4 separate regions of the Homo sapiens genome follow, and all the other regions are linked to region 2. Evidence: chromatin contacts called from ENCODE Hi-C or POLR2A ChIA-PET data. All regions are on one chromosome and are shown on one strand. Each heading gives the region's core, a stretch centred on a gene start or an enhancer-like site at or near the end of the contact. The rest is flanking DNA. Distances are from core to core; before and after follow the strand shown. Region 1 holds the start of EIF5A (eukaryotic translation initiation factor 5A). Region 2 holds the start of TMEM107 (transmembrane protein 107). Region 3 holds the start of FXR2 (FMR1 autosomal homolog 2). Region 4 holds the start of CCDC42 (coiled-coil domain containing 42).

The links. Hi-C counts contacts between places; a loop is a spot of excess contacts on that map. ChIA-PET counts read pairs that join two places held with the same protein, here RNA polymerase II (POLR2A). Pooled maps may share reads with other maps.
Region 1: a pooled map shows a loop between it and region 2 (7-fold over the local background). The contact joins the promoter of EIF5A here to the promoter of TMEM107 in region 2. A Hi-C loop is called at or near these places in 6 of 50 pooled maps. POLR2A ChIA-PET finds 5 or more read pairs at or near these places in 2 of 52 experiments (T-cell and activated CD8-positive, alpha-beta T cell).
Region 3: a pooled map shows a loop between it and region 2 (9-fold over the local background). The contact joins the promoter of FXR2 here to the promoter of TMEM107 in region 2. A Hi-C loop is called at or near these places in 6 of 50 pooled maps. POLR2A ChIA-PET finds 5 or more read pairs at or near these places in 4 of 52 experiments (GM12878, HepG2, Panc1 and 1 more).
Region 4: a loop to region 2 is called in a pooled map, with 7 times the contacts of the local background. The contact joins the promoter of CCDC42 here to the promoter of TMEM107 in region 2. A Hi-C loop is called at or near these places in 7 of 50 pooled maps.

What each region holds. Positions count from the first base shown.
Region 1 is chr17:7,306,150-7,309,306 of GRCh38, reverse strand. EIF5A (eukaryotic translation initiation factor 5A) reads right to left here and starts at 1,679. Exons shown (of 6, transcript NM_001970.5): 1 at 1,555-1,679. RefSeq lists enhancers at 223-512, 1,743-2,553, 2,383-2,682, 2,554-3,157 and silencers at 983-1,102, 1,193-1,362, 1,723-1,832.
Region 2 is chr17:8,174,515-8,177,863 of GRCh38, reverse strand. It overlaps TMEM107 (transmembrane protein 107), which reads left to right and starts at 1,484. Exons shown (of 5, transcript NM_183065.4): 1 at 1,484-1,664; 2 at 1,838-1,905; 3 at 2,007-2,107; 4 at 3,248-3,344. The coding sequence starts at 1,578. It overlaps LOC105371520 (a long non-coding RNA gene), which reads right to left. Exons shown (of 4, transcript NR_188261.1): 2 at 2,990-3,088. RefSeq lists enhancers at 1,187-1,306, 722-1,333, 1,487-1,536, 1,607-1,696, 1,857-1,906 and 3 more.
Region 3 is chr17:7,613,082-7,616,380 of GRCh38, reverse strand. It overlaps FXR2 (FMR1 autosomal homolog 2), which reads left to right and starts at 1,484. Exons shown (of 17, transcript NM_004860.4): 1 at 1,484-1,929. The coding sequence starts at 1,849. It also overlaps a transcript of SHBG not described here. RefSeq lists silencers at 1,240-1,289, 1,400-1,929.
Region 4 is chr17:8,743,544-8,747,093 of GRCh38, reverse strand. It overlaps CCDC42 (coiled-coil domain containing 42), which reads left to right and starts at 2,258. Exons shown (of 7, transcript NM_144681.3): 1 at 2,258-2,567; 2 at 2,910-3,015; 3 at 3,364-3,468. The coding sequence starts at 2,485. It overlaps LOC105371529 (a long non-coding RNA gene), which reads right to left and starts at 2,168. Exons shown (of 3, transcript XR_934217.4): 1 at 2,063-2,168; 2 at 469-609. RefSeq lists a silencer at 946-1,215 and enhancers at 1,436-1,545, 1,606-1,825.

The DNA.
Region 1 (3,157 bases), core at 430-2,929, 870 kb after region 2:
TGGGGAGGACTCAGGTGTTACTTGCCACTGAAACCAACCACCCCTCTTCCCCACATATAGCCAGGGCTATAATTAGGTGAGCAGCTATGATCCAGCAAAAGGGCAGGGCTAATTGGGGGGGGGGAGGGTGGAGACCGGAGGACAAGGCCCCACCCATCTGTTACACTGCCCCCCCCCATCCACACACAAACCAGTCACTGCTACAGGAAACCACAAGGCCTCTTTGGGGGATTCCCGCCTCGCCAACATGCACTTGCAACAAGCCAAGGGGGAGAAAGCAAAGTTGTTTCCGAAATGATCCCCCTGCCAAACACCTCGATCTTGGTTCCCAAAGAGAACCCAGGAACCCAGCCTCTCCTGGAAGGCCCTCCCACTTTTCCCAGGATGCATCTGTCCTGTCGGCTTTTCAGGCCGGGCCAGTACAGTCAGTAGAAAGTGGGAGAGGTGGGGGGTGGTGAATGACAATAAAATGAAAGCAAAAGGTTGGTAGTAGTGAGTAGTAGAAAATCATACTAGGCTAGTAGAGTTAAGGACTTCGAAACCGTGGAACTCCCAAACCAGTTACAACAGGAAGACAGTGACAAGGTGAAGAACGCCTATCACGGTGGGAAACTCATCTGCCTGAGGCTTTTAGGCGCTGTCCACCCAGGCCGACAGAAAAGTTGGGCTCCTGTCCAAACGCCCTGTTTCCCCATTTCTCCGGCCTCCCAGCTCGAAGGGGTGCCACTTACACCTGGCTGACCGCCACACTTCACAGGAGGGTTTTTCAGGAAAGCTCCTGGGGCCCTTGAGGTTGGGAAGCGCTAACATATGCCTGCAGCAGGCCCTCCGGGGTGATTAGGACCCGAGCCTCCGGCTTCCACTCCTCAAAATCTCAGGCCCCCTCGGAACCCCCGCGAGGACTAGCTCCCCGCGCTAGGGGCTGCCGGCTCCTGCCGACCATGTGGCCGTTCCGGGCTTCCGGTGGCCGGGACCTGGGGGGAGGGGTCCCCGCGCTGCCATGCGGCCCCGGTCCACGCTTGGCCATGCGGCCTGCGACCCCGAGGGCAGCCTCCCGTGGGGGGCACTTCCGGTGCCGCGGCCGCCCCCTCCTCAGAGACTGCGCCAGGCCGGAGCCACGCCGCCTCCCCTCCCCCCGGCCGTCCGCCAACCCCCCCCATCATGCCCTCTCACCGAATAGCCCCCTCCCCCACCTCACGTGGCCGCGCTGAGCCGGGTCCTCAACGGCCCAGGTACCCTTGCCCCGGTGGGCCGATCTGGCCCCTGGCCCTCGCCCCGGCGTGGCCGCCTGGCGGCCTCTCCCGCGTGGCTGCCTCGCGGCTCGCCGTCCCCCGCCCTGCGTCGCTCCAACGTCACCGGGCCAACCCCAACCGTCACCCCGCGCGCCAACCGGGGCGCGCGCCCGCGCCTCTCCTCACCTCGCGCCGCTCTCTGGCCGAACCCGTGCGGCGGCGGCCGCCGCTCCCCTCTGCCCCCTCCCCGACCCCCGCGCAGTTCCATCTTCTCCCGGGCCCAAGCCAAGGTACCGCGCACACGCGCCCTGCCCGCTCTCACCTCGCGCGAACGCACTGACTCGACCCCGTCCGCTCGCCGCGAGCCCAACCGCTGCCTCCGAGCCCGCTGCCGCCGCCGCCGCCGCCTCTACCGCCGCCGCCGCTGCTGCACACGGGTCTTAGTACGCAGGCGCCGACTCCCCACTGACCAACCAAGCAGCCCTATGACAGCCGCGCAAGCGTGCTATCTATCTCCTCCGCCCTCCACCCCCGCACTGCGCAAGCGCACACACCCTACCCATCTCCACCCTCCCTCCCACCGACCCGTCCAATGACGCGCATACGTGACCCCGCCCCTCACAAACCCTGAGCGTTTTCAACTAATCTGCAACGCGCAGGCGCACCCGGTTTTTTAATCTCTTCAACCTCATCTTCCCTCCCCTTGATAGACCGCTCGTCCTACCGGGCAGTCCTTGCGCCTGCGCAATAAGGAGCCCTGCACTCCACACCCTCTAAAGGAAACGCCTGGGTCTCAGAACGCATGCGTGTTCGGAATCCTAAACAACCCCTTCCACCTCAGACGCCGTCAGTACGCCAGGCGTTGAAAAGACCACGCCGCTAGATCACTTGTCTCGTCTAGAACGCATGCGTCTCAGGATACGCCCCACCTCGGCTTTAACTGGACTTAAACGACTCACACGTTTCAGAAAACTTGCTCTGTGGGGTGGGCGCCTTGTCTTGGAATCAGTCCCCCCAGTTCCACACATGCGCGGGAGATGTCTTTCCGCCCCACTCTTCTAGCGCGCTAGTGTGGTCGGGTTCCCACCCATCTCGGCTTCACTTCTCTAAATCGAATGCCTATGCTCTGCCATAGAGTTCACCCGAGAAGATAGAGCGGTCCTGCGGCGGACACCATCTTCTTTAAACCCTCAGTCCGTATTGGTCTCTATGGCATCCATAGAGGCCATTCGGCTCTGAGGTCCTCAGTAAAGAAACTTAGATGGTATTACTGTGTTTTCCCCAACTGTGCTCTGCGGTTCCCCAAAGTATTGTCTACGAGGTCCCTTAGAAAAAATTGTCTATAAAAATGAGTGGTGGGCCGGGCGCGGTGGCTGACACCTGTAATCTCAGCACTCTGGGAGGCCGAGGCGGGCGGATCACCTGAGGTCGGGAGTTCGAGACCAGCCTGACCAACATGGAGAAACCCCGTCTCTACTAAAAATACAAAATTAGCCGGGCGTGGCGGCGCATGCCTGTAATCCCAGCTACTCGGGAGGCTGGGACAGGAGAATCGCTTCTCCTGTGGAGGTTGCCGTGAGCCGAGATTGCGCCATTGCACTCCAGCCTGGGTAACAAGAGCGAAACTCAAGTCTCAAAAACATAAATAAATAATACATAAATAAAATAAAATAGTGGTAGGCCGGGAGCGGTGGCTCACGCCTGTAATCCCAGCACTTTGGGAGGCCGAGGCGGGCGGATCACAAGGTCAGGAGTTCAAGACCAGCCTGGCCAACGTAGTGAAACCCCCGTCTCTACTGAAAATACAAAAAAATTAGCCGGGCGTGGAGGTGGGCGCCTGTACCAGCTACTCGGGAGGCAGAGGCAGGAGAATCGCTTGAACCCAGGAGGCGGAGGTTGCAGTTAGCCGACATCGCACCACTGCA
Region 2 (3,349 bases), core at 235-2,734:
TCTAGCGTTTCTTTTTTTTTTGGAGACGGAGTTGCGCTCTTGTTGCAGAGGCTGGAGTGCAATGGCGCGATCTCGGCTCACTGCAACCTCCACCTCCTGGGTTCAAGCGATTCCCATGCCTCAGCCTCCCGAATAGCTGGGATTACAGGCACGCGCCACCACGCCCGGCTAATTTTGTATTTTTAGTGGAGACAGGGTTTCAGCATGTTGGTCAGTCTGGTCTCGAGCTCCTGACCTCAGGTGATCCGCCCTCCTAGGCCTCCTAAAGCGCTGGGATTACAGGTGTGAGCCACAGTGCACAGCCCGCTTTTCCCTGTTTGTAGCGCCTATTATCTTACGGATTTATTTGTTTGCATGTCTGTTGTTGATCTCCCTGACTAGAATACCCTTACTAGGTAATCAATAAACATATACAAATATTTGTTGAAGGAATGAGAAATGCCTCTTGGGCTTGTAGTTTAGGCTGGCTAAAAGCACTGAGATGGGGAGTGGGGAGTAGGAAGAGATTGTTCTCCTGGGAGATGGGCCGGGAGGTTCCTTGAGGATGGGACTTGACTCAGCAATTAAAGAACTTTCAGATCTGCAGGGACCTGCGCTGAGGCCCAAAGGTCATGAGGTCGCCGATGATAAGAGCTTCTTGGACTGTAGCTGGGCAATGTCGGAGGCCCAGCACCTCCAAGGGACAAAGAAATCTGAGTTGAGTTTCCCTTCCAGCCGGCTCCAAGCCTCCCAGAGACGCAGGGACTGTCCCATTCCCTTCGTCCACTCCCACTCTTTCCAGCCACCTTGCTCTGCTCTTATCCCCATGCTAGTTTAAGGACGCTGGCCATTTTTTGCACTCTGCAAATCCCTCACCAAACTGAGCAAAGTAGTCTGAAAGAAATCAGTCTTCCTCAAGGAAGGTTCAGGCCTGGGGTCCTCAGACAACCAGGGGCTCCGTGACAATCTGTGACTGCAGAGCAGTCCAGGAACACCGGCCTCTCCAGGTTCGGGTCCCTTGTTTCTCAGGCCCAGCTTGGTGGGAAGCTAAAGGCATGCAGAGGAGGGGAAGGGGAGCGGGTCTGAGTCTTCGGCATGGCGGGGAACTCAGCCCGGCGTGGTGGTGGCAGCGGTCTCAAGTGATCCACAACTGGGCAGCGTAGCTGGGGCTGGGGGCCGCTCCCGGCGTGGGCAACAGCAGAAGCATTGGTGTCCCCAAGCTAGGCCAGGGTGGGTTTCCGTTCATCCGCCCTGCGTGGGCAGATCGGGCGCTGCGGGGCTGTGCCACCTCGCACCCTCTGAGGAACAAAGGGCCTGGCTGCGCGCGGGTACCCAGCCGTTAGGTTAGAAGCGCCTTCGGGTACCCCTGACCTTCGCTGGCCCTGAGAGACCCGCAGCAGCCGGAGAATGTACTGCTCGCGAGGATTTCCGAGAACGCGGCGCCGAGCCCGCGTACACGGTTACCAAGGCAACTGGGCGGTGCCTGAGCGGGCGGGAAGGAGGCGTTCGTCTAGATTTGTCGGCTTGCGGGGAGACTTCAGGAGTCGCTGTCTCTGAACTTCCAGCCTCAGAGACCGCCGCCCTTGTCCCCGAGGGCCATGGGCCGGGTCTCAGGGCTTGTGCCCTCTCGCTTCCTGACGCTCCTGGCGCATCTGGTGGTCGTCATCACCTTATTCTGGTCCCGGGTAAGACCCACGGCTGCACTCAATCCGTCCCCATTCCCATCTCTGAGTGGTCCTAGTCCTACCCTGCCCCCTCCCAGTGTCTTACCCTCTTGGGTTTTCTTGTTTCCCGCCGCCCCCAGGCCTGCCCTGCAGCCTGCCCCTTTTTCACTTCTCTTCCTGTGCCCTGCTCCCAGGACAGCAACATACAGGCCTGCCTGCCTCTCACGTTCACCCCCGAGGAGTATGACAAGCAGGACATTCAGTGAGCTCTTGGGACGGGGTGGCCAGAACGAAGAGGTGGTGGGAGTGGAGGGGTCTTAGAATAAGTCCAAAGGCCTGGGCCAGTCCACTTCCTCTCTGCAGGCTGGTGGCCGCGCTCTCTGTCACCCTGGGCCTCTTTGCAGTGGAGCTGGCCGGTTTCCTCTCAGGAGTCTCCATGTTCAACAGCACCCAGAGCCTCATCTGTATCCTTTCTGCCTGCCCACCTTTCCCACACGACCCACTTCTATCAGGACTCCCTTCAGCCACCTGACACAATAGTGTCTGCTGTAGCCAATCCTTCCAGTTCAAAGATCTTCAACGATGTGCTAAATCCTGCTGTTTACTAGGCACTTAAAATCCCAAAATGAGAGTAAAATACAGTTTTTGGCCAGGCATGTTGGCTCACGTCTGTAATCCCAGCACTGTGGGAGGCGCAGGCAGGAGGCAACATAGTGAGAACCCAAGTCTACAAAAATAATAGGAATAATAAAAACCCCACCGTTTCTTTTTACAATGAGGAGGAGGTAGATACAAATCTGTAATTCAGTGTGATAAGCACTGTGCTATAGAAGTGTGTGAAGATAGAAAGCACAGGCAGGGCGCGATGGCTCACGCATGTAATCCCAGCACTTTGGGAGGCCGAGGCAGGTGGACCACCTGAGGTCAGGAGTTCGAGACCGGCCTGACCAACATGGTGAAACCCCCGTCTCTACTAAAAATACAAAAATTAGTCGGGCGTGGCGGCGCACTCCTGTAATCCCAGCTACTCAGGAGACTGAGGAAGGAGAATTGCTTGAACCCGGGAGGCAGAGGTTGCAGTGAGCTGAGATCGTGCCACTGCACTCCAGCCAGGGCAACAGAGCAAGACTCTGTCAAAAAACAAACAAAAGATATAAAGCACAATGGGAACTCAGAAGAGGCAACGGAAGCGAGCACTGGGAACTCAGAAGAGGCAAAGGAGATGAGGCACATGGGTCAGAGAATTGTGGACCAGGAGGACCAGGACACTGGAGGCTGATTCCAGCGCATATTAAGTCGCTGTCAGCACTCCTTTGTGGCATAGCAGAAGGAGAGCCTACTCTTACCTCTCATCTGAAGGATCCAGGCTGGCCCACAGATAAGGGGTAGGGTAGCCTGAGGTCCGATCTGTGCAGTCACTTCTGGTCTCTCCTCACATGACTGTCCTAAAATTCAGAAGTCAGAGCTGCTGACTCTAGCCCTTGAAACATGGTGAGGGAGCAAGGGATGAACCTGAATGCAGATGCCAGCCCCACCACTGGCCTTTTCTGACCCATCACTGTCTGTCGATCCAAAGACTTTCCTTAATCTCGTGCCTTCCCAAGCCATTGGGGCTCACTGTAGTGCATCCGTGGCCCTGTCCTTCTTCATATTCGAGCGTTGGGAGTGCACTACGTATTGGTACATTTTTGTCTTCTGCAGGTGTG
Region 3 (3,299 bases), core at 235-2,734, 560 kb after region 2:
CCGTCTCGGCCTCCCAAAGTGTTGGGATTATAGGCATGAGCCACCGCGCCCTGCCATTATTATTATTTTTAAAGAAGAAATTTCACTCATTGCCCAGGCTGGAGTGTGGTGGCATGATATCCACTCACTGCAACCTCCACCTTCCTAGGTTCAAGCGATTCTCCTGCCTCAGCCTCCTGAGTAGCTGGGACTCCTTCCGAGTAGCTGGAACTACCACGGCTAATTTTTTGTATTTTAGTAGAGACGAGGTTTCACCATGTTGGCCAGAATGGTCTCCATCTCCTGACCTCGTGATCCGCCCGCCCGTGATCTCGGCCTCCCAAAGTGCTGGGATTACAGGCCTGAGCCACCGCGCCCGTCCTAATTTTTGTATTTTTAGTAGAAACAGGGTTTCGCCCTGTTGAGGCTGGTGTCAAACTTTTGGGCTCAAGTGATCCACCGCCTGAGCCTCCTAAAGTGCTGGGATTACAGGAGTGAGCCACAGCGCCCGTCTGAAACTATTCTTAAAGCTTTCTTTCTATTCTTTCTTTCTTTTTTTTTTTTTTTTGAGACTGAGTCTTGCTCTGTCGCCCAGGCTGGAGTGCAATGGTGCGATCTTGGCTCACTGCAACTTCTGCCTCCCAGGTTCAAGGTAGTCTCCTGCCTCAGCCTCCCGAGTATCTGGGATTACAGGCGCGTGTCACCACGCCCGGCTAATTTTTGTATTTTATTAGATGCGGGGTGGGGGGGGGGGTGGGTTTCACCATTTTGGCCACGCTGGTCTCGAACCCCTGACCTCAGGTGATCCGAGGACCTCAGGTGATCCACCTGCCTCGGCCTCCCAGAGCGCTGGGATTACAGGCGTGAGCCACCGCGCCCGGCCAAAACTTTCATTGTATCACAATCTCTTCAAGGTAAGAGCCATGACTGTTAAATCTACTACAGTAGAGAGTTACAGATTCTTAAAATATCGGCGATGCATACGCGAAGAGGGTAAAGCTCAGCGCGTGCGCACCAAGCACCTTTTTCCTTGCGGCGACTCCTCTTCTTTTTTTTTTCTTTTTGGAGCGTGCGCACCAAGAAAGACAAAGGTGGGGAAAGTGACCAAGCAGTCGTTCAGGCGCATGCCCATCCCTAACTTGTCCAAGCCCGGTGGGGCCAGCGGCGGCGGAGTGGGTGTGGCCTGAGCGCTGTGTGACTGTGCGGACGCCGCCCAATCGGACTGAGCGAGCCCGGCCCCTCCCTCCCCCTGATTGGTTGGTTCTCAGTGTTGTGGGGCGGGGAAAGGAAGAGACGGGGTGGCTGGGCGGTGGAGCGGTGAAGAAAGAAGGCTAATCTTGTTCTGCGCAAGCGCTAGCAAGCGACCAGGAGGGGGAGTGAGAGAGTGAAAGGGAATGTGGAAGCCCCGATGCGCTAGCTGGCGCTAGCTGGGGCTCTAACCTTGACGCCTGCGCGGTGGCCCTCGGGGCCCCGCGCGCAGCGGGCGGGTGCCCGGTGCGCCTGCGCAGTAGGCGGCGGTGGCAGGGGGAGGTGGAGGCTGTGGAGCGGCAGCGGCAGCAGCGGGTCCCGGGACTGAGGCAGCAGCGGGGGCGGCGGCGGGCGGAAGCTGAGGTGACGAAGGCAGCGGCGGCGGCGGCCGTTTCCCTCACGGTGGCGGAGACCAAGGCGGCGGCGGCGGACGGGGAGCGGCCCGGCCCCGGCCCCCTGCTCGTTGGCTGTGGCAGGGCCGCCGTGGGGCCGGCCCGGCTCCCGCCCCCCGCGGCTCCCCCTCCGGCTCCTCCTCCGGGGAGACGCCGGGGGCCTGGCCCGGCCCGCACTCAGACTGCTGCTGCAGCCGCCGCCGGGGGAGTCGGAGGCGGTGGCGGCGCCATGGGCGGCCTGGCCTCTGGGGGGGATGTGGAGCCGGGACTGCCCGTCGAGGTGCGCGGCTCCAACGGGGCCTTCTACAAGGTGAGACGGCGCGCCGACTGGGGACGCCGGTCCTTAGCCCCCTCCCCTGGCCGGAGCAGGAACGCGTGGGGCGGGATCGAGCTTCTGGAGCTGAGTCCTGGCCCTTAGAATCTTGGACCCTTGCTCCAACCCGCAGCCTTCCCTGGGAGACCGCTTAGAGTGAACCCTGTTCCTCTTATTTTTGACCCCTCTAAGGCACCTGCACCTGCTTCTACCCCCATCTCCGGGAGAATGAACTTCAGGCCATTATTGTCCCTGGCTTGGCGCTCCCCGCTCCGCAGGAGAGACCCCTTTACCCAGCTTCTAATTGACTGTGTCCGTTGTCTGGTGGAAGACATACCTTAGACCTTAATCACATCTTCCCCACGATCCAAGCACATGGAGAATTGTCTTTCTTCCACACGGTCCCTTTGGGAAGGCCCTCTGTCCCGTAAAAGATCCTTTCATCTTCCTCAGAGAGGCCTCTGCCTACTGGCTCTGGAACACTCACCCCACTTTCATCTTATATTCCGGTTCCCAAGCCAAGGAGAAATGGTCAGATCCATTTACGACGTTTGGCATCTTTGACCTCAGGAACCCTGGGTTGGATCAGTCAAGTTGCTTCCCAGCCAGCCATAAGGTGGCATCTTTCGCAAGTCTCTCTCCCCACCACACCTTGATCTCAAGACCCACTGCTCTACCATTCTACTCAGGAATGGATTTGAGGTCTCACTTAGACCTCAGATACCTTCAGGTCATTCATATAGTTTCTTCGTCTTGAGGCATGTAAGCTTCATAGTCATAATCTCTAAAAGGATCTCTGAAAGGAAGCTTATGAGGTTCCCTTCTGTTTATCTTAAGATTTCCACTTCTTGAAGACTCTTGGCCAACTATCCCAGTTCGGGAATCTGACAACCTTTTTTGGAAGACGGGATCATCTTTCAAAGACCCTTCCTTATTTCACCTCCCCCTTTGCCCAGGATTTGGTTCCTTAGAACTCCTTATAATACCACCTTCCTTATCTGCTCTGAATCTATTTTCTAGGACATTTTTTTCCCATTTAGATTAAGCCAGAGAGAGCCCTTTCTTGCCTCCCAAGAGTTTTTCTTTGTGTGACTGTTGGTATTCTGAACCTCTTGGATTTGATGCCTGGAATTGTCCTAGAGACTCTCCTGATTTCTGTCTCATTCTTTGATTTCACCCTGGGGAGCTGGGGAAGAGATACCTTCCCATGGCATCACTTGTTAAGAGTGGATCCCCCTTCCCCCTTTCCTTCAGTTCCCCTCAGGCCTTTTTCCCCCACTGTAGTCCTCTCTAGTTTCTCATGCCCTTGGAAATGTCTTTCTTTGACTCCTTCTCTAAGTCATATTTTTCTATAACTGCAGAGGGTC
Region 4 (3,550 bases), core at 1,009-3,508, 570 kb before region 2:
TTTGTGATAGTTCCTTAAGTACTCAGTTCTCTAGATGAACTTTTACATTGTTTTGTCAACATCTATGGGGAAAAAAACTCTCTGAAATTTTGATTGCAATCGCATTAAATTCCTAAATTCATTTGGATGGAATTTACAGCTTTACCATACTGAACCATCATTTAGACATTTTGTAAGTCTATTCAGTTATTTTATATCCTCAGGAGAGGGGAGGGGAGGGAAGGGAAGGGAAGGGAAGGGAAGGGAAGGGAAGGGAAGGGAAAAGATGGGGATAGGACAGACCTCTGTAAATCCGAGACAGCCCTGCGTCTTGCTCAGGGTCCCTGGGAGGGCAGTGAGACTCCAGAGAGGGATGGTGGTGTGCAAGGATCACGAAAACTCCCATGATAGGTACCAAACCAAGCAGCAGAAAGAGCTTCCAGATACGAGGAGACCCTTGGGCAGGAGCAGAGGATGTCTTACACCTACCTCTATGGACCAACCTGGCCCTGGACCACCTGATTTCACGGACAATCAAGGATATGTCTCATATACGTGGCGGGGAGGGTGATTCCAGAAACAGATGGCTTCCTCCTCAAGGGCTGGCGTTGCACAGCTCCTAGGCACGACCTTAAAGAAAGGGAGGGGAAGCCCAGATTGACTGTGCCAGCCTCTGTGGATAAACAAGGAAACATGCCCCTCCGAGGAGCTTGAATCGTTCTTGGCGGTCTTATTGTCGCCCTGCTGGGCGTGTTCCTCCGGGGCTCCGGTGGAGAACCACCTCTTGTTTAGGGTTGGGGTGGCCATTGTGTGGGTGTGTTCTGCGTGGGGTAGGGACTGTCTTGCTTTCTCTGCTGAGCCCACCGGACTAGGTGGAAGCGACAGGTGTGTGTGATGGTCCGCTCTGGAGGGGAGGCTCCGGCGGAGCGTGGGAGGGGAGCAGGGCTGGGGTGGGCCGGGATGGAGGGCGCGGCAGACGGCCAGCAGGGGGCGCCAGACGACCGGCAATGCGGCGGGGCGGACTGGCCGCGCTCGGGACACGCCCCCGCCCGAGACCCCTAGCCCACCACAACCCACGCACCCCACCCCGCTCCCCCTCCCAGACAGAGAGAAGCGGAACGGGCGGTGTGGCGGGCGTGGCGGCAGTAGCGGGCGTGGGAGGGAGGGAGGCAGAGAGAAGAGGGAGCCTGCGCCTGGCGGGAGCGAGCTCAAGGTCCCGGCCAGAGTCCAGCCGGAGACCCCAGGGCGCCCTCCGCACACCCGCCGTCCCACGCGAAGACGTCCGACCTCCAGCCAGATGAGTTAATGCACGCAGCCTGACGGGATCAAGGAAGGCGGCCACCACGGAGTCAACATTTTAAATAGGGTCATTTCCGTTACCGTGTTTTGACATTTCTTCCCGTTTTAAGTTTATGCAAACAAAAACGCGCAGGGCCGGGCGCGGTGGCTCATGCCTGTAATCCCGGCACTTTGGGAGGCGGAGGCGGGTGGATCACCTGAGGTCAGGAGTTCGAGACCAGCCTAGCCAACATGGAGAAACCCCATCTCTACCAAAAGTACAAAAATTAGCCGGGTGTTGTGGCAGGCGCTTGTAGTCCCAGCTACTCGAGAGGCTGAGGCAAGAGAATCGCTTGAACCCGGGAGGCAGAGGTTGCAGTGAGCTGAGATCCCGCCATTGCACTCCAGCCTGGGCGACAGAGCGAGACTCCGTCTCAAAAAAAAACCAAAACCAAAACCAAAACCAAAACAAAACAAAAAACTGGCGCAGGCCCCGAGTCTCTTCTTCTGAGGGGCCTGGCCTGGGCCCTCCTCCTGTGCCTGTCCCCGCGCACCCCCCGCCCGTCCCCCCTTCCCCACCCGGCCCCACCGCGTGCTGGGCCCGCCGCCTGGTTTCTAACCTCGCGCCTCCTCGCGACTCCACCCCTGCCGCCGCTAAGCACCTCCTTTCTTTCTCTGCTCTTCTTCACCAAGGCCCGGCCCCTCCCTCACCCTCACCCACACCTGAACCCCAGGGAGGCCCTAAGAGCAGGGCGCCCGCACAAGGCCGCTCCTCCACCCGATGCCCCTTCTCAGCCACACTCACCAGAAACTGCCTCTGGCCCTGGGCTCCATGGCAACCAGCATCTAACCAGGCCTAATGCCTTCCCAGAAGTTCCTGAGGGCAAAGGGCAGGAGCAGAGAGCAGGACCCCAGCAAGGGGAGGACCAATGGGGGCAGGGGGCAGGGGGCAGAGGGCAGCGCCTGGACTCCACGTGCCGGCCACAGAACCAGGCAGCCTGTTGCTAGGTAACCACATCTCCCATAACTGCCCCAGCACATCGTCCTGAGCCGCCCAACCTGTCTCCAGCCACCTTCTGTGGAGTCTCAAACTCCATCATCTGTGGGACCCTGTAGGCCGAAGGGAGAAACAAGAGTGCAGCCACCACCCCTGAGCCACCTGTGGCTCTGCTACCCACAATTTCACTGTGAAGAGTCAGCTGCCTGGGCCGTGAGGTCACTGCCACCATGAGTCTGGGCATCATGGAAGAGGAAGACCTGGCCGAGTACTTCCGGCTGCAGTATGGGGAGCGGCTGCTGCAGATGCTCCAGTGAGTGTCTGAGGCCTGGCTTGCCCACCCCTCTGTGCCTGGGACCACTCACACCCACCCCATACCTCATCTTCCAACCGTCTGTCCCCTCCTCTCCTGTAACCCAGTGCCCCAAATAACCTTGGCACCAGTCCACCTCATCACGCTGGTCTCCACCCCGTCACCCTCCCCCTGCTCACTCCTGCATGGCCCTCTATGCTTCTCAACACAACAGCCCTTTCCCTCGGAAAGGGAGAGAGGCCCCTCTGCTTCCCCATGGGTATCTGTCTCCACGGGTTACTCCCAGCCCCAGCCTACCCCATGTCAGAACACACAGCCCTCTCGCGTTCACATCTTGGACAGGAAACTCCCCAATGTTGAGGGGGCGTCGGAGTCCCCATCCATCTGGCTACTGGAGAAGAAAAAGGAGACAGAAATCATGCATCAAACTATGGTGCAGAAGAAGAAGGTGGGGACTCAGGGATGGAGTGCAGAGGGGCAGGAAAGGAAGGGGGTGGGCTGGGGCTCTGGGAGAGCCTGTGGACAGCCCTCCATTGTCTGAGTGGGGTGGCTAGAGCCAGGAGTCCTCTATGGTGATCTGGTCTCTTTGGGGAGAACAGAAAGGATCTGGGTCTTGGGGGTACCACTGTCCAGGGATGCTCTGCTCTGGGCCAGGCATGGGGTAGAAAGTGGGAGGCTCCTATGGACCCTCTTGGGCCTGGGGATGGAGCCTCTGGGGCAGGGATGCTGGGGTCTTCCTTGGTACTCATGTCAGGAGCCCTCCTGACCTCTCTGCTCTCCCACCCCCACCCCAAAGATGTTTCAGCGCAGAATGGAAACCCTGAACCTGCGCTGGGAGGAACTGGGCGTTAAGGAAGCCCAACTGAAGGCTCACATCCAGAAGTCTGAGCAGTTCATCCAGGTTTGAAGGGGTGTGGGCGGCCGCAGTGGCCAGGGGATCCATAGTCCGCAGGTGGGCAAACTGCACTCCTCCTCCTTGCTTC